Linked DNA regions of Homo sapiens: region 1 is linked to region 2. Evidence: chromatin loops called from intact Hi-C (ENCODE). Cell type or tissue: dorsolateral prefrontal cortex. All regions are shown on one strand.

Region 1 (8,000 bases), 430 kb after region 2:
ACGCAGATCCCCTGCTGTTATTTTCATGAAACCAGCAGACCCCGTTGTATAGCATATTTTTATTTTCCTGATGGTCTCTTCACATTTCAACATTGGATTGCTTTTTGTCATTTATTATTTTATGTATTACCTGATAATCATAACAGCTGATATTTAGTATGCATTTACTGTATGTTCACCCCTGTGATAAATGCTTTACCTCCCTGATTTCATTTAATCTTCAGAAGACCCCTCTTTAGAGATGGACATTATTATACCCATTTCAGATATGAGAAAAATGAAGCACACTCACTCCTTAGGGATTAAAGAACTTAGCCAAGGTCATGCATCTGGAAGTGGAGGAATAACTAGAATGCTCACATACGTCTTACTCCAGCCACACTTTTAACCACGGCGGCACACTGGAAGAGCATGTGTATAAGCACCTTTTACAGATATGTTTTATATTAATGTACAGAGTTTTAAAAAATTAAGCTATAACTCACATACCGTGCAATTCACCTATTTAACATGCACAGTTCAGTGGCTTTTAGTAAATGCAGAGTTGGCAACCATTATGGCACATTATATCACCCCCAAAACCCATTTTCAGGATATCACCCCTGTACCCCTTAGCAATCACTCTCTTATTGCTCTCCAACCCTCACCTCCCCACTCCCCGCCAGCCCTAGGCAACCACTGATCTACTTTCTATGTAGATTTGCCTATTCTGGACATCTCATATAAATGGAATCATACAGCGTGTGGTCTTTTGTGACCAGCTTCTCTCACTTAGCATACTGTTTTCAAGGTTGGCCCACGTTGTAGGATAGATCATTACTTCATTCCTTCTTATCACCAAATAATATAACATTATATGGATATACCACATTTTGGTTATCCATTCAACTGATGGATATCTGAGTTGTTTGTACTTTTTGGCTGTTAGGAATGAGGCTGCTATGAACATTCATGTACAAGTTTTTGTTGGGCTTATGTTTTCGTTTCTGTTGGGTATCTACCTAGTCATGGAATTGCTGGGTCATATGGTAACTTGGTATTTTTGAGGAACTATCAAATGATGTTTCAAAGGAGCTGCACTGTTTTTTATTCCCACCAGCAGTGTCCTTAGATTCCAATTCCTCCACATCTTCACCAGCAATTTGTTATTGTCTGTCTTTTTGATTCTAGTCATCTTAGTGGGTGTGAAATGGAATCTCCTTGTGCTTTCTGTTTGCCCTTCTCTGATGGCAAATGATGTTTAGCATCTTTTTCTGTGCTTGTTGGCCATTTGTATTATCTCCTCTGCTTAGGATCTACAGTTTTCTCCAAGACTTGGATCACTTTCCTCCTTTTCCCCTGTGTTTTTCACAGTTTTAAAATTTGCATTGGTGTTCGTTTTTTGACAGTCAGTTGACTTCGAATGTTTTTATATTGATGTGCTGTGGAGCCACAATGGGTTTTCCATTCTGCATTTTCCTCTAGGTTAGTTGGACCAGTTCACTGAGGCTCTGTCCTGTCTGGGCTTGGGGCCCAGCTGCTGTGGGGCCCAGGGGTCCTGGTTGGGAAGTTTCTCCCTTGTGACTGGGAGTACACAGGTTGCTGTCCCAAGTGTGGACTCTGAGATCGGTCCTGGGCCCAATGCCAGGTGCCTTGTCACACAGGAGGGTGGGCAGCAGGGGGTCTCTTCATTTCTGGTTCTAGCAACATTTCCTGGAGCTTTTCACCCAGGGAACAGAGGAGCCCAAGCTGGCCACATAAGCCTTATGATCAGCTCTGTATCATCTGAGAGTATTCAAGACCCTGATTTTATACAGTCAGCCAAAAACAGGAGACTCCTGTAATTCATTGAAAATATGGTTTGCTGTAATCCATATAGCACTGAAAAACTGGAAGATGTTTGTTTTAGTAAAGTGCTGTGTACTTTCTCTGTGTTCATTAGCATGACTGAACACATTTCTATTGACTATGTATAATATGTTTACTTAAAATTAGGCCTGCTTAAGCATGTGTAATCAGTGGCTCCATCTCTTAACCCCGAGTTTGCTGCAGACGGAAGAATGGAGCCAAGAGCAGCGTGGCAACAGCAAGTGAAACACCCGGCGTTAGTTTTCTTTGTGTAAAGGTCTCTCTTCTTCGTGCTTTCTAAGGCCGATCTGATCAGCTGATAATCTTTGAAGTTGCAGAGTTGCCATGAGCAGCGCCCCCAACTCCCCAGGTTGCTGTCCCAAGTGTGGACCCTGAGGTTGGGTCTTGTCACACAGGAGGGTGGGCAGCAGGGGCCTCTTCATTTCCAGTTCTAGGATCATTTCCTAGATGTTTAGCAATGTTTAGGGTCTGGATTCAGAACGTTGTTTCTCTCTGCTCGTAGATCTGCTCTAGCCCTCAGTTTCTGTGCCTGAGGAACCCACAGTTATCTGACTCTTTAAAAAACAACCCTACCCCCCTCAAAATATAATAACAAAACAATTCCACTGATTTTCTTGTCCCCCTCCCCACTCCCGGCCCCTATAAGAAACCCTGGGCAGGACTGTACTTCCCCTCATTCTGTTCCTCAATTTGAATGTGCTGTTGAATGTCTTACTTCCTGCCACAGAATTGCAAGGTCTTGAAACCCAATACCAAGCACAGGCATAAATTACATGCTAGAGGCTTACTTGTCAATAATGACGGTAAGATCCCACACAGCTGTTCTTTACTGAGCACTTACTGTGTGCCAGGCACTGGGCTAAGTGGATCATATGTGTTGGCACAGTGCATCCAACCCACATCCCTGTGGGGTGGGTTTCATTAACTCCCTTTTACAGTTTACCAAGACTCAGAGAAATTAAGTAACTTGCCTGAGGTCACAGTGCCAGGAAATGTTGGTGTTGGGATTTCAACCCAGATCTGTCTGACTCGTGTATTAAATGGCCGCAGTTGGTTGAAACTCAGGTTTAAAAGCACAAACAAACACACACCTCCCGTTGGTCAGCACTGGAGGTTGCTAGAGCACCAACTCCTTACTCTAAGGCTTGATAAGTAAGAGAAAAGAATCACGTGCTTATCCTTTTTTTCCTATACAAAACTTATTTCAGGGAGACCAAATAGTTGATGAAGGAAAGTTATTTTTTACATATAGAAGGATTCTAGCTAAAAAATGCAGAAGGAGGCCAGGCGCGGTGGCTCACGCCTGTAACCCCAGCACTTTGGGAGGCCAAGGAGGGTGGATCACGAGGTCAGGAGTTCAAGACCAGCCTGACCAACATGGTGAAACACCATCTCTACTAAAAATACAAAAATGAGCCAGGCATGGTAACACGCATCTCAGCTACTCAGGAGGCTGGGGCAGGAGAATCACTTGAACCCCGGAGGTGGAGGTTGCAGTGAGCCAAGATCATGCCACTGCACTCCAGCCTGGGTGACAGAGTGAGACTCCATCTCAAAAAAAAAAAAAAAAAAGAGCAGAAGGAATGACAGAGTTCAAAAATCACCATTGTGAACCTTTAATAAAACATGGATCTTAGCAACAGTCATCAGAGGGTGAGAAAGTGCTCAGAGGATGGCAGTTGGGGAACTGTGTGACCGAGGTCCTGGGCCGACGCCAGCAGAGCTCAGCAAGAATGGCCCAGCCAGACTCTGGGCCTCACTATATGACAGCCTAGACTTACGTGTACCCCGGACGGCGTGCATGCCTAAAAAACCTAACCTGAGTCTAATCGAGGCTTTAGCTCTGCCAGCCTACAGGAGGCACAGGGGAGTGACCCGATTTCTCCAACCTGTTAGTGCCCTGAAGAAAAGGGAACAGGAGTGGTTGTTCCAGAGTCAAATGATCTGGGAGGCCTGACACCCAGAGGCAGTGTTTCAGCATCCTGGGGATCCAGATGCAGACAGACTGGAGAAAACGTGGATGTAGACTCTCTGTTGGATGATACTCAGGAATTCTGTTCGTTTTGTTAGGAATGGTGATGGCATGGTGGTCTTTAAAGAACAGTGTCCTGGATGCCTACTGAGGTATTGATGGTGACATAACGTAGTGTCGTCAGGGATTCATTTTAAATATCCAGCAAAACTGCAGGGGTGGGAGGAGAGGAAACCAGCTTGTCCATTGTGCACAGCATTGACACTGGGTGACGGGAACACGTGGATTCATTCCACTGTTCTCTCTGCTTTGGGGTATGTTTGAAGATTTCTGTAATAAAAAGAAAAGAAGTCCGTGTGGTGAAATGTGTTAATGCTCAGGGCGTCAGTGTGCAGGTTTCTGATGGCTGAGCAGTGAGCAGATTGTGGTTGCGGCTCTTAGAAGCCACCCAGATTTACTGCAGGGTGTGTGGTCCCCTTCTCAGCAGGGGGTGTCTGGGTTGGGTCCCACATGCAGAGCAGGGTGACTGCAGCCCCGGGGAAGGCAGGCGGCAGAGCGCAGCCCTTCTGTCCAGCAGCTTAGGTGACCTGCCACTTCTGCTGCCAGGAATAGGGCGTGACAGGGGATGTGGTTTTCAGAATAGAGATTCTGGTATCTCTGGAAAACTCATACCTTTTCTATTGTCCTTTCCTTCAGAGGAAGTGGCTTTTAGGAAGAAGAGGCTGTGCATTAAATTTATTCCACGGGATTCAACGGAAGCTGCGATTTGTGACATTCGGATCATGGGCCGGACCAAGCAGGCCCCGCCTCAGTACACGTTTATTGGGTGAGTCTTAATAACAGGACTGTCAGCTGCTTCTCTTCCCTGAGAGCACTCAGGCCACTCCAGGCAATGAGGTCCAAGAGATTTCCATGCAGCCCCCCAGGCTCTCAGCCATGGGCCTCTGTCAGCCCAGTGCTCCTCGCTGCCCTTCCTGCTCAGCTGCGGTCTCTCTGAGCCTCGGCTCGCACTGCTGACTCCACCTTAGGGCCTTTCCTCCCCTGCCCTTCTGCGCATTCAGCCTTGAAGCTCCTCTGGGTCCTTCCCCGACACCCTGTGATGCCACTGGCCTCAGCTCTTCACACTCGTTATTCACCCTAGGAAAGGTCACAGGGACCTATTTTGTACCACGGGGCCAAGGCCACTGGATGTGGATATAAGTGAGGCAAAGGCCGTGCTGTCACAGAGCTGATGTTCTAAAAGGGACAGACGAGCAATAAACAAGAAAATAAATGAGATAATTCCAGACAGTGAAGAAAGTGAAACACAATGATGGAGTGGGGGCCTCTTCCGTGAGGGGGTCAGGAAGGTGACACTTGAGCAGAGACCTGAATGTCAGGAAACCAGCCATGCACAGATGTGAAGGCATAGTCTTTGAGGCAGAGCAGAAGCAGAAGGAGAGAAGTGGGAATGAGCATGGCACGTTCTGGGAGCAGAACACAGCCCTGTGCAGCTGGAAGAGCCAGGGACAATGTTGGGACAAGGGCGAGGGTTGGCAGGACCTCCTAGGACATGGCCTGGAGTTTATTCCAAGCACGCTAGAAAGTCAGTGGAGGGCTCCAAGTCAGGAAGAAACATAAATATTACACAGCTGCATGATAATTCCCCAGTAAGCAGAGAACTGCTGAGGCCTGGGCCCGTTTGTGTCTTGTTCCTCCAGCAGCCTCAGCACTGAGCATGGGCCTGGCTCTGTTGCAGCTCCATAAATACTTACTACAGTGAAATCCCAGGGTTTCACTTAGGGCTCTGTTGATTGTAAGTGACAGGAAACCCAACCCAGTTTGGCTTGAGCAAAAGGAATAATTTATTGGCTGGCATCACAGAGGAGTTGGGGAGGCAGGACTGGCATGCCTGGAAGCGGAAGCTTGAAGGCCGGCACTGGGTTCTGGTTTCCCTGTCTCCCCCTGGCTCCGGTGCTGGGCTCTGTTCTGACATGTTTCCCCCTCGAGGAGGCCTGGTGCTACAGTAGCTCCACCTGCTTTTCATCCAGGTTCAAGTCCAGAGGCCAAGAGCAAGTTTGTGTTCCTGACAGTTCAAAAGAAGTTCTAGAATTTAGTCTCATTGGTCTTGATTGATCTAGGTAGGGTCATGTGCACCCTGGGCTTGTCACTGTTTTCTGGAAAATTCTTCCATTGACCAGGCCTGAGCAGGAAGTAGGATCAGCTCCATTGGAACTCAAGGACAAACCACGACTGGTGCTGCTCCTAAAATATGGAGGGGCAGTCAAAAGTCAGAAAGGGGGTGAGTGGATGCCAGCTGTCCAGAAGGAAATAGATGTTCACTGTCTTCAGTCAACTGAAATCCAGGTGTGCACTTTACTCGGTGTGGCAGATGGTTTACAGCCCCCTCAGCCATGTGCGTCTTCCCTGGCCAGGGCTGGCAGGGGCCATGTGTTTCCCTGTGGGCTCCCAGAGGCACCCTGTCCTCCTCGGCTTCTGAGGCCAGCCTCCTGGCTCAGGCCTGTACTCTGCTTTACTCTTGTTCATTTGAGCCCAGAGCCGCCTTTGTATCAGCCAGGGCCTTTCTGATAGCCTAGACCCGGTGAGACAGCAGATGAGCCCTCGTGGCATTTGCTTGAAGCATGCAGGGAGCAGGTACCACAGAAATGCAGAGTTTCACCTCGGTGGGTGTTCAGCTCTGGCATCTGAATGCTCTGTGTCAAGATCATGTGGTTAAGAAGGACTCTGTGATCATTCCCTTCCTACACACTCAAAAATCCCGTTTTGCAACACGGTTTACACTAATTATGTAAACAGGACTACAGGAGTAGGAAATAGTTAGAATAAACATACTTCAGGCACCTCAGAAGCACCCATTTACATACAAATGGCAGAAACCAGCAATTTAGTAATGAACTTTTAAATCTAATTTCAGTTGCTATGTGTATCTTTAACTACAAACTATCCTGTTGTAAAAAGATTCCATTTTTAACCAATTTAAAAATTTTAAGGAATAGATATGTACCAGTATGTACCTTGATAAAACCAAAGGCTTTTTTCCTTTATGTCACTTTGGAAATATTGCTATAGTTTTATTTCATCTTGGGGCAACAGTTCTTTTCCAGAGGAAGACAATTCCAGTGTTATTTTTAAGCAAGGAAAGAGAATTCAGTATTCAGAACTCTAAGTCACTTATTCTTAAAAGCGGGCACAGTTCTACATGTTACTTTGCAAGGGTTTGGGATTGTCAGTTGGGGAAGATAGAAACCTCACATTGCAAACAGCACCTCCAAAGCCTGGCAGCTGGAGGCCACGGCCCAGAGGTGGAGAAATCAGTGCAGTTCATTGGAATCACTCATCTAAGAAGACAGGATTGTGGTTTTACATGGTTCCTGGGGTGTTCTGAGAAGCTTATTAGGGGTTCCCACAGAATAAGTCATTTTCCATTTTTTGAAGAGATTATATTCCTCTACATCAGGTCCCAAAGATGCAGTTCTGTGGGCAACTGGGAAGTTGGAAACTGAATATGGTGAAAATGATCCCGTCACTATTCCTAGGAGCGTGGCTGTCTCCTCAGCACTCACGAGTGTGTGGTGTAGTAGGGGGCGGGGCTGTGGTGACTGCGAGGGAGGTCACAGGAGAGCTTATGCGGCGTCTGGGAGGCCCCTTGGTGTCCACTCCTAGTTGTGTGGTTCATGGGGCCTCGAGTTTTGTAGTTTGAAGATGACTCCCAAACTGACCCTGAGAATGAGTCCAACGGCAGGTGACACCCAGCTGCAAGAGGCTGTATCCTGAGATTGGAGTGTGTTATAGAGTAGGGGGCTAATTCTTCTCATGGTTAAAAACCAGCATCTCCCTATCTGTCTCTCCTAATTGCACAAAGGACTTGATGTGGATTATCACGTCACACTCCACAAGGAAATGGCAAAACAAAAAGAAGTTTGGAGAAGCAAGGAAAGTACCAGTTGGAGTAGGAAGGCAAGCTTGGGAAGGGTGATGCAGGCGGCCTTGTCCCGAAGGCCTGCCTAGATGGAACGGGTCACCCTCGTGTGAACTATGACACCCAGAGCACAAAGGAGACGGTGGAACCCATTTCACGTGGAGGGCAAGAATTGATTCCCTGGTGTTTGAGGCCATGACTCTTTTAAATGAATTGGTTTGCTTTGTCACTCAGGTAAATGCTTTGTGCTAACCAGAGCCA
Region 2 (8,000 bases):
AGATCCCTTTCAGGCTGCTCCTTGGCCTTGCAGAAAAGTTCCAGAAAATCAGCGGACTGCATAATGTGCACTACTCATTCCCCTAATCACCAGAGGCTTGGTCTGGTGGCTGATAACAATGAACATCAGTAGAAGAGGGAGAGTACTTGTGCTTTTATTCTCATTTTTAATTGATCTTAAAATTCTTCCATGGCCCTTTGCCTTGGGCACAATCCAGAGTCATGAATCCTTGATATGCGGCTCAACAGAGAGGCACAGGACAGCGTAGTCCCTTTCCCTTCACCAGTTTCCTGCCTGCCTTTCTATTCTGGGACCACTGTACAGACCATTCCAGTTCAGAGATGGAGCAAGCTCTGCTCGCCTTCATGCACTGCGCATGCAGCCTGGCCCCACTGTGAGCTCTGTGCAGGAGGGGCCCCATGACCTGCAGCCTTTGAGGCTTCCTACTGGGTGAGCTTAGGGCTTCTTTTGCAACTAATTATATCCATCTGTTTTTAAAAGGTGAAAAAAAAATCCTGAATTTAGGTGTCGATTGATACATTAATTACCCCATCTCAGTTGCAGCAGTGTGGTCTTAATAGCTGATTGCTGCAATACCCAAATCTGTAATATCAGAATGTGATGTGCATATTTTAATTTGAGAAATAGTTTAACATTTTTAGATATTCATTTAGATGTGGTTATGCAGGTTAAACATAACGAATGATCACTGCTTCTTTCATTGCTTCCAATTAAACCTTGCTTGTTAGTTTAACCTCTAGGTAATCCCATCAAACAATTGATGTCAAGGAAACAGTGCCCACAGTAGCTTCGGATGAGTGGCCATTAATTTTAATTGCCTTGATATTAAAGATTAAGAAGTATTGGGACTAGCAGAATAAAAACGATCTGATGTCAAGCAAATCCACTTGCTAAAGCTTCCCCAGGCTGCTGGTGATATTAAAATTTTACTGTGAGAATTAAATAAACCTTTATTAGTGATGACTGTTGTTTGATTGGTCCAGGGGTATGCATAAACAGAGGATTCTTACATATCTAGAGATGAGACCTTCGATGGTACAGAGATTCCTCAATTATGAAACTGTTAATAAAGCTGTAATCTGATTTTCCAGGCTAGGTTTCATTAATGTATTATAGCTTCTCTGATTGTCAAGGTAATATTAACTACAAAGTACTGAATCCAACAGAGAATTGTTTGGAAGAAGAGAATTCTAAGATGGGCCTTTGTTGCTAAATTCAGAGTTGGGGAATTTTCATTAATTATGCTTAAGAAATACCAAATTCCCTCTCAACCAAGACTATCCTCCTTTGCACTATAGATATGTTCAATATTTAACTCTTTCTAAGGCCTGACAGTCTTAGTCAGAAACGCTAGAGTGATAATTATGTATTAAAAGAGCTTTTTGCAAGCCAACTCTAGGTCTGTCTCCTGAGCTGAGAGCATGCATTGGGAAACATGAGGTAAGGTCAAAGAGAACATGCTTTAAGAAGCGTAATCAGAACCCATACCTTTATAGTCCTTTTCCAATCTTGATTTAGAACTTTTCTGTTTTTAGAATCACATAATTCTGGTATGGATTCTAATGGTCACTGAGGATTTGTCCTGGTGCAGAAATTCCTCCCAAATATCTGTCTCCATCCTGCTCAAGGCCTGGGCACCACACCTGCATCGTCTCTGGCTTGTCCCTCTCCACTGACCCCAGAGCTAGTCAGTGGCCAGATTCTGTCTGTTCCTCCTCCATAATATGTGCCCTCTCCACTCCTACTGCTCTGCCTGGCTCAGGCCCTCATGGCTTCCTCGCTTATATACTCTCCTAACTTCCTCCTGTTGCCACATCCTATGCAGTTATAATGCACACCTGCTGTGAGCATATGGGGCTCAAGGAAGGGAAGGCCAAGAAGGCTAATAGTAGGATGGAGAGGTCCCTTGGGGCTGAGCCTGAAGGCCTAATGTTGTGATAGTCTAGATGTTGGAAGTAGGACCAATATGTGGAAGGGAAAGGGAACCAGATTGTAGTTCAGAATAAAGAGAACTATATACCCATTAGGACTATCCAACAATGGAGGCGGGGATATTGTGAGGTAGTGAGTACCACATCTCTGGAGATGGAGAGATCAGGACCACAAAGAAAATATAGAGGAGGTGGCACAGGCTTAGAGGACACCCGACTTCCTCTTAGACCCATTGAATTGGAAGTTGTGGCAGAACATTTATATGGAAATCTCTTTAAAAATGAGAACTCACTATAAATCTGGGAGTCATCCACACAGAGAGGATATTTGAAATTTTGAATATGGATAAGGTTGCTCTAGGTGCAAGAGAGAAGAAGGCCAAGAGCTGAGTCCTGGAGAAAACTCACTGTCTTCCTCTCTCTCTCTCTGTCTGTCTCTCTCATGTATCAGGGAAGAGCAGATGTTGGAGGAGAAGGAGTATAATGTCACATACACCATGTAAGAGCCTGCTCTAGGCAAGAGGGGTGGTAATTACAAGTATCAGACACTGCTGAGAGGTCAGACTAGTCAGAGAGACAAGGCCATTGGATTTGGGACTGGTGTCATGCCAGTATAACCACTCCCATCTACCACCTAGCCCTTGAAATTGTTCACATTAAAATGAGAAAATGTCTGCAAGGTGCTCTGCATAATGGTCATTCACCAAATGATAGTTATTAGAGCTACTGTATTTGATATGAAGAAAAGAAGGGATACATACAGTCTTCTAGGGGGAAAAAATGATGGTAGAACAGAAACAGCTAGGAAGTGCTGATCTGTAGCACATTTACTTCCTGATGGGCTTTGGCTTGTTTCTGTCTGACGAACCTATGCTCATGGTTGCTGCATGGGTCCTCGGCAAGTATGCCTGCATGTGTATATGTGCACATGTGTGCACTCCATAATCCCCAGGATGGACAGCATATGGGCAGCAGCAAGGCCAATGTTGTCTTCCTCACATGGCTCCCTTGCCAGGGCTCTCTGCTCCTTCCAGAAGGATGAGTGCCATAGGTTGAAGAATGGGAATTCTATTTCCAAACCAATTAAAGACTTGGCAGAGATGGTCAAAAAGGGTGCCCACAGTGTAAATTGGGTTGGAAGGCTTCAAACTACATACTACTCCTTACGTCTCTTCAGGGCCCCTATGAATAGCTGTTAAGTATAATACCTTCAGGGTAGAACAGTGACCCCACCCAGCCTGATATCACAGCAATATGCCCCTTTGACAGGATTATTAAGAAATTATTGAAAAGTATTTTTAAACTGTTGCTTTAATAAAAGAGAGGTCAGATCCTTTTATATAGTGTGTGGGTATACTTTCTTATAAATTGCCATGTGGCTTTTAGCTTCTTTATATAGCTCAATTACAGGTGCCTGAATACATTGTAACTCTGAGCCATGATTCTGGGGCTGAGCTCTGCTCTCCTTGACGTGTGATGAAATCTGCCTATTGCCAAGATCCTTTGTAGAAATCTCTCTTCCATTTGCACCGGCTGACATCATAAGAAGTTTGCAAAAGAAAGAAATATATTCCACCTGATGACATTAGAGTTGCTCCTCTGTGTTTACATTTGACCTGGTTGGAATTACTTGAGTTTTCAAGTTGTGACCTTCCCACATGTTAACTGGCAGAGCTTGAGCAGCCATCTTGGCAGACATGCAGTATTTTCTGAGGCAAAAGACAAAGGGTTTTTTCATCCATTATTAATTGATGTTACTCTTTTCAGCAGACCAAACATGATTCTACTATACAGCTGCCAAAATTGTTCTAGACCCAAAAAAGAAGAATAAGTCGTTCATGTTCAAGTATTTCTTATTATTTACCTAACTTAGCAAATATTTCCTTCAGCTTTTCAGCCTGATTTTGGGGGCCTGACTATTTATATACTAATCGGTATATAGCAGTTGGATATCTTTTATGAGCAGCGCTCCCTGCCGTTTTGGTATTACTGTGGCCAACTCTAAGAAAGCAGCGTTATTCCAAAAGAATGTGAGAGTTTTGCCAAAAGAGAAAATAACCCCCAAAACCATTATGCATGATCCATAGGATGTGAGGTTGCAGGCTAGGAATTGTGTGTCTCCCAAGGTATTGCCTTGGTGTCCAGCAGGTATTATTGGAATTTGATTACTTCTTCCTCTCTTCCCCTTCACCTCCATGTCCCTGCAATTTGTAGGTATCCAATTGGTTTGGCAACAAACGAATCAGGTACAAGAAGAACATTGGCAAGTTTCAGGAAGAAGCCAACCTCTATGCTGCAAAGACGGCCGTGACAGCTGCACACGCAGTAGCAGCAGCTGTGCAGAACAACCAGACCAATTCGCCCACCACACCAAATTCCGGTGCGTACTGGGGGCTCGCTCCCCAACTGGCCCAGGCAGCCTTATGCCACAATGCCCTGTCCCACAGGCCAGGAAACAAGAGCCATACTGAGGACAGAGTGGACTTAAAAAGGAAGATTTATGTTCAAATGCAGGCTTGTTCTTGAGATGGGTGAATGAGTGGAAGGTCAGAGCCTGTAAACCCACTCTTCACAGTGAATGCCACTCACTAGTAGATTATGGAAGTTTTACAATTAGTAGTGGCTTTCAGTTCAGTAATTAGGCAGAGTGCTATCGCTCATGACTATTTTAGCTATTTCTTTCCAGATACCACTTTAGGGTCAGTAGTGGTCTGTGGAGAGTGAAATAGCAGAAGTGGGAAATGCAGCAGTTGCTGTGTGTGAGGAAGCTGGAATGCTGGAGGGAAGTGCAGCAGTGCTTTCTGCCCAGCACCGCTGTCCTTTCTCTGCCTTTCAGCAGCACTGTCTGAGCGGGGCTGACGGCATGCTCAGCAGGTGGCTAGCTGTGAGGGTTATGGTGCTTAATACATGCATGCAAGATTCTTGGATCCTCGTCCGGTACATTTTGGCTGCATTTTATGTGACGTTTGTGAGGGGGTTAGAAATACTTTAAAATTTCAGGGAACTTGAATAACAATGAAAGATGTGCAGCTAGTCCAAACAGATGGACTTCAGTAGCAATTCCAGGGGCGTTTCTGAGAAGGTCTCTTAGCTATATCTTTAGAAGTTCAGAAAGTAGGGGGGTTTTTGTTTGTTTTGTCTTGTCTCCTCACCCCCCAGTTCTTTTTAATGGCACATAAAAACAGATGAAAGGAGAGGGAGGTATATGCATAGCGAAGAAAGAGCTCCTGGAAAAGTCTCTTCTCTGGGTGGCTGTCCACTGTGACAGCCATGTTGACAAGCTCGTGTAATGACTAAATCCTGGAGATGAGTGGAAACAAGGGGAAGGGTCCAGGCCAGCTGCTGGGTGTTTTGGTTTATTTTTTCTTTTTAATTTATTTTGATTTGTCTCTTTGTTTTTGCTTTTGTTTTTTAAGTTTGGGCTTCCCCACTGATGGGACTTCTCCTAGATGTGGAGTGACTCACAGGACCCAACTCTCTGGAGTTACTCTCCATCCTCTTAGATCTGGAAATGCTTTATGTTGTGCACAGCCTTTCCCTTCTGTACTTTTTCTCATCTCCCTGCCTCTAGGTCTTTGAGGATTATGTGTGTAGCTCTCTGTTATTCAGCTACTTAACTCTTTCCTTTCCAGGTTCTTCTGGTTCTTTTAACCTCCCAAATTCTGGGGACATGTTCATGAACATGCAGAGTCTGAATGGGGATTCTTACCAAGGGTCCCAAGTCGGAGCCAATGTGCAATCACAGGTAGGAGAAATGCCCCAGTGGGGCCTTTCTAGCAGGGTAGGGTTTGGGCTCAAAACTCCTTCCTCTGACCCCATGGAAGTGGTCTACACATCCATGCAGAACCTGTGCTGGGTGCTTCCAACCAGGACCCATCTGCCCCACCATTTAATTTAATGAGAAGTCAAGTGAACAGTGACTTGTGATGATTCAAACCTGATAAACTTTGTGAATGCATTCGGCTCTGGCTTGAGCTCATGGAGAGGGGTTGGGTGCATCTTACTTTTGTCACAAAATAGAACAGAAAAATTGAGTGTGCCAGTGTGTATATGGTTTAAGAACATGTTGCTGTTTCATTTCTCAAGTCAGAGTACAAAAACCTGAGTTCTTAAATTATAACTCTATAATTTCTACTCTTTTCTTGTCCTCTTATTTGAGAACAGAACTATTCATATAGTTTTTATACATCTAGATGTATGTGTATGAGACATAGAGAAAGTGAGAGAAAGAGAGTTGAGATAATTCCATATACACAATTCTAAGTAGGCTTTCACCCACAGCCACATCCATTTGGTTGCTGTAGATGGAAAGTTGCATTGCCATGAAGATGTTATTGTTTGGCTGGCATGAAAAACAAAGATTTGTGAGTTTAAATATGCAAAGAATGGTTGAAATTCTGCCAGTCACATTTGATTGATAAATTTGTCTTTCATTGAAGATGTTAAACCCTTGTGGCACACATAATTCAAATTATTTCCTTTTGTAAGTGATGACGTTTTAATAGATTTGGGATGATGAATTTTGTTTTGTCTCACTTCTAGGTGGATACCCTCCGTCATGTTATCAATCAGACGGGAGGCTACAGTGATGGCCTTGGAGGAAATTCACTGTACAGTCCACATAATTTAAATGTGAGTACTCTGGGGAGTCAGCTGTAGGAGAACAGTGTCAGGTAAACAGTGACTAATAAAGAAATTAATAGCCATTTGACCTGGCTTCTCATCTTCTTGGCAGGTAGGGAAGGCAGCGTCTTTGCTGCACTTTTATTTTAAGAACCTAAATGCTTGATGCCGTCTAGATACCCTTAGAAGTCCTCATAGATGCCCAGAAATGGCTGGTGTCCTGTCATCAGCAGGGACTTAAGCATCAGCCCATTAAGACGCCATTTCCTACCATCAGTGCTGTGCTCCAGGGAGACGGTAGAAAACAGGTCATTTATCTTAGAACCAGGCAGCGGGAAAAATTCCCAAACAGAACTCAGGTGAAGGTGGTAAGTTTGGAGAATCCCAGGCAGACCAGCAAACCAAGCTAAACAAATAATTGTGTTATTAAAAGCATCTTGCTGTATTGTCAATGTGGGATGCACAACATATTTGACAATTTTAATTATGGAGGAAATAATTTTAACTTTTGTAACTACTTCACTACAACTTTACCTTTCCCTCCACTGACATGGATGGAAAATGGCAAAACACACAGCTCTGGAAAAGGGGGAAGGGGGCAGGGGAGCAGGTCATCGTGGTGGTGCTGCGGGGTGTGGTGGATGGAGTCTGGGGTTCTAGACTTAGGAAGGAAATTAACTGCCCAGCTCACGGTAGTAGACTCAGGAAGAAAATGGGCAAAATTCTTCCTTTTTAGGGCCTTGGCTTGCTACGAGAGTAAATATTAATGATTTAAAAAGTGATTGAGGATGTTCAATTGTAAAGGGAAAAAAGGACCATTAAATACTCAAATCTTTTACATTTGAAATGTCAAATCTTTCTTTTTGGGCTTATAAATAACTCATAATAACCCACAACAAACCATATAAAAAGCCTTTTAGTTGCATTTCTCCTTTTTCATTTAAGTGTTTTGAAATGCTTCAGAGAATGTGCGATATCCTTATCAACATGATAAAATATGAAACTGTGATTGCCTGCAGCATTTTACAGACATGAATTCCATCTTCACTGATGAGGCTTGATAAGGCGCTGTTGTATAATACAGTGCATAATCTCAAACCACCAGAGTAAGGATTAATTTATTTTGAAAAAAAAGAATGCTTGCTGACAACCTCTCCTCCAGCTGCCATGCTGGGTAAAAATATTGTACATTTGTTGTTTATAAATTTGGATAAAAGAGGAATGATGTTTACTTCAGATGGAATATCTTTAGACTTGTATCTGTGTGAGAGTTTTTCTTTTCCTAAGTAGATTTTCATACCTGAGGGGGGAAACAGCTTACCTTTTAGAGAAGAGGATTTCTGAGAGTCCACCGAACACACATGGGCATGTCATTAGCCAACCTGGCAAAACAGAGGCTTTAAAACAATACCACCATAGCTTTTT

Evidence for each region. Peaks named below come from ENCODE experiments on the same cell type or tissue, not always from the same donor. Only the 100,000 strongest peaks of a DNase experiment are listed, where the experiment ranks them.
Region 1: it touches region 2 in a loop (4-fold over the local background); 1 of 110 quality-filtered maps calls a loop at or near these places.

The regions. Positions count from the first base shown.
Region 1 is chr9:126,387,550-126,395,549 of GRCh38, forward strand. It overlaps MVB12B (multivesicular body subunit 12B), which reads left to right. Exons shown (of 10, transcript NM_033446.3): 5 at 4,517-4,646. Among named protein-coding and RNA genes, the nearest start is that of NRON, 19 kb to the right of the region's middle. In dorsolateral prefrontal cortex, no CTCF peak of the experiment used is centred here; no DNase peak of the experiment used is centred here; H3K27ac peaks cover 7,777 bases.
Region 2 is chr9:125,956,518-125,964,517 of GRCh38, forward strand. It overlaps PBX3 (PBX homeobox 3), which reads left to right. Exons shown (of 9, transcript NM_006195.6): 6 at 4,167-4,332; 7 at 5,585-5,697; 8 at 6,495-6,584. Among named protein-coding and RNA genes, the nearest start is that of PBX3, 210 kb to the left of the region's middle. In dorsolateral prefrontal cortex, a CTCF peak has its summit at 3,897; a DNase peak (open chromatin) is centred at 4,784; H3K4me3 peaks cover 1,564 bases; H3K27ac peaks cover 773 bases.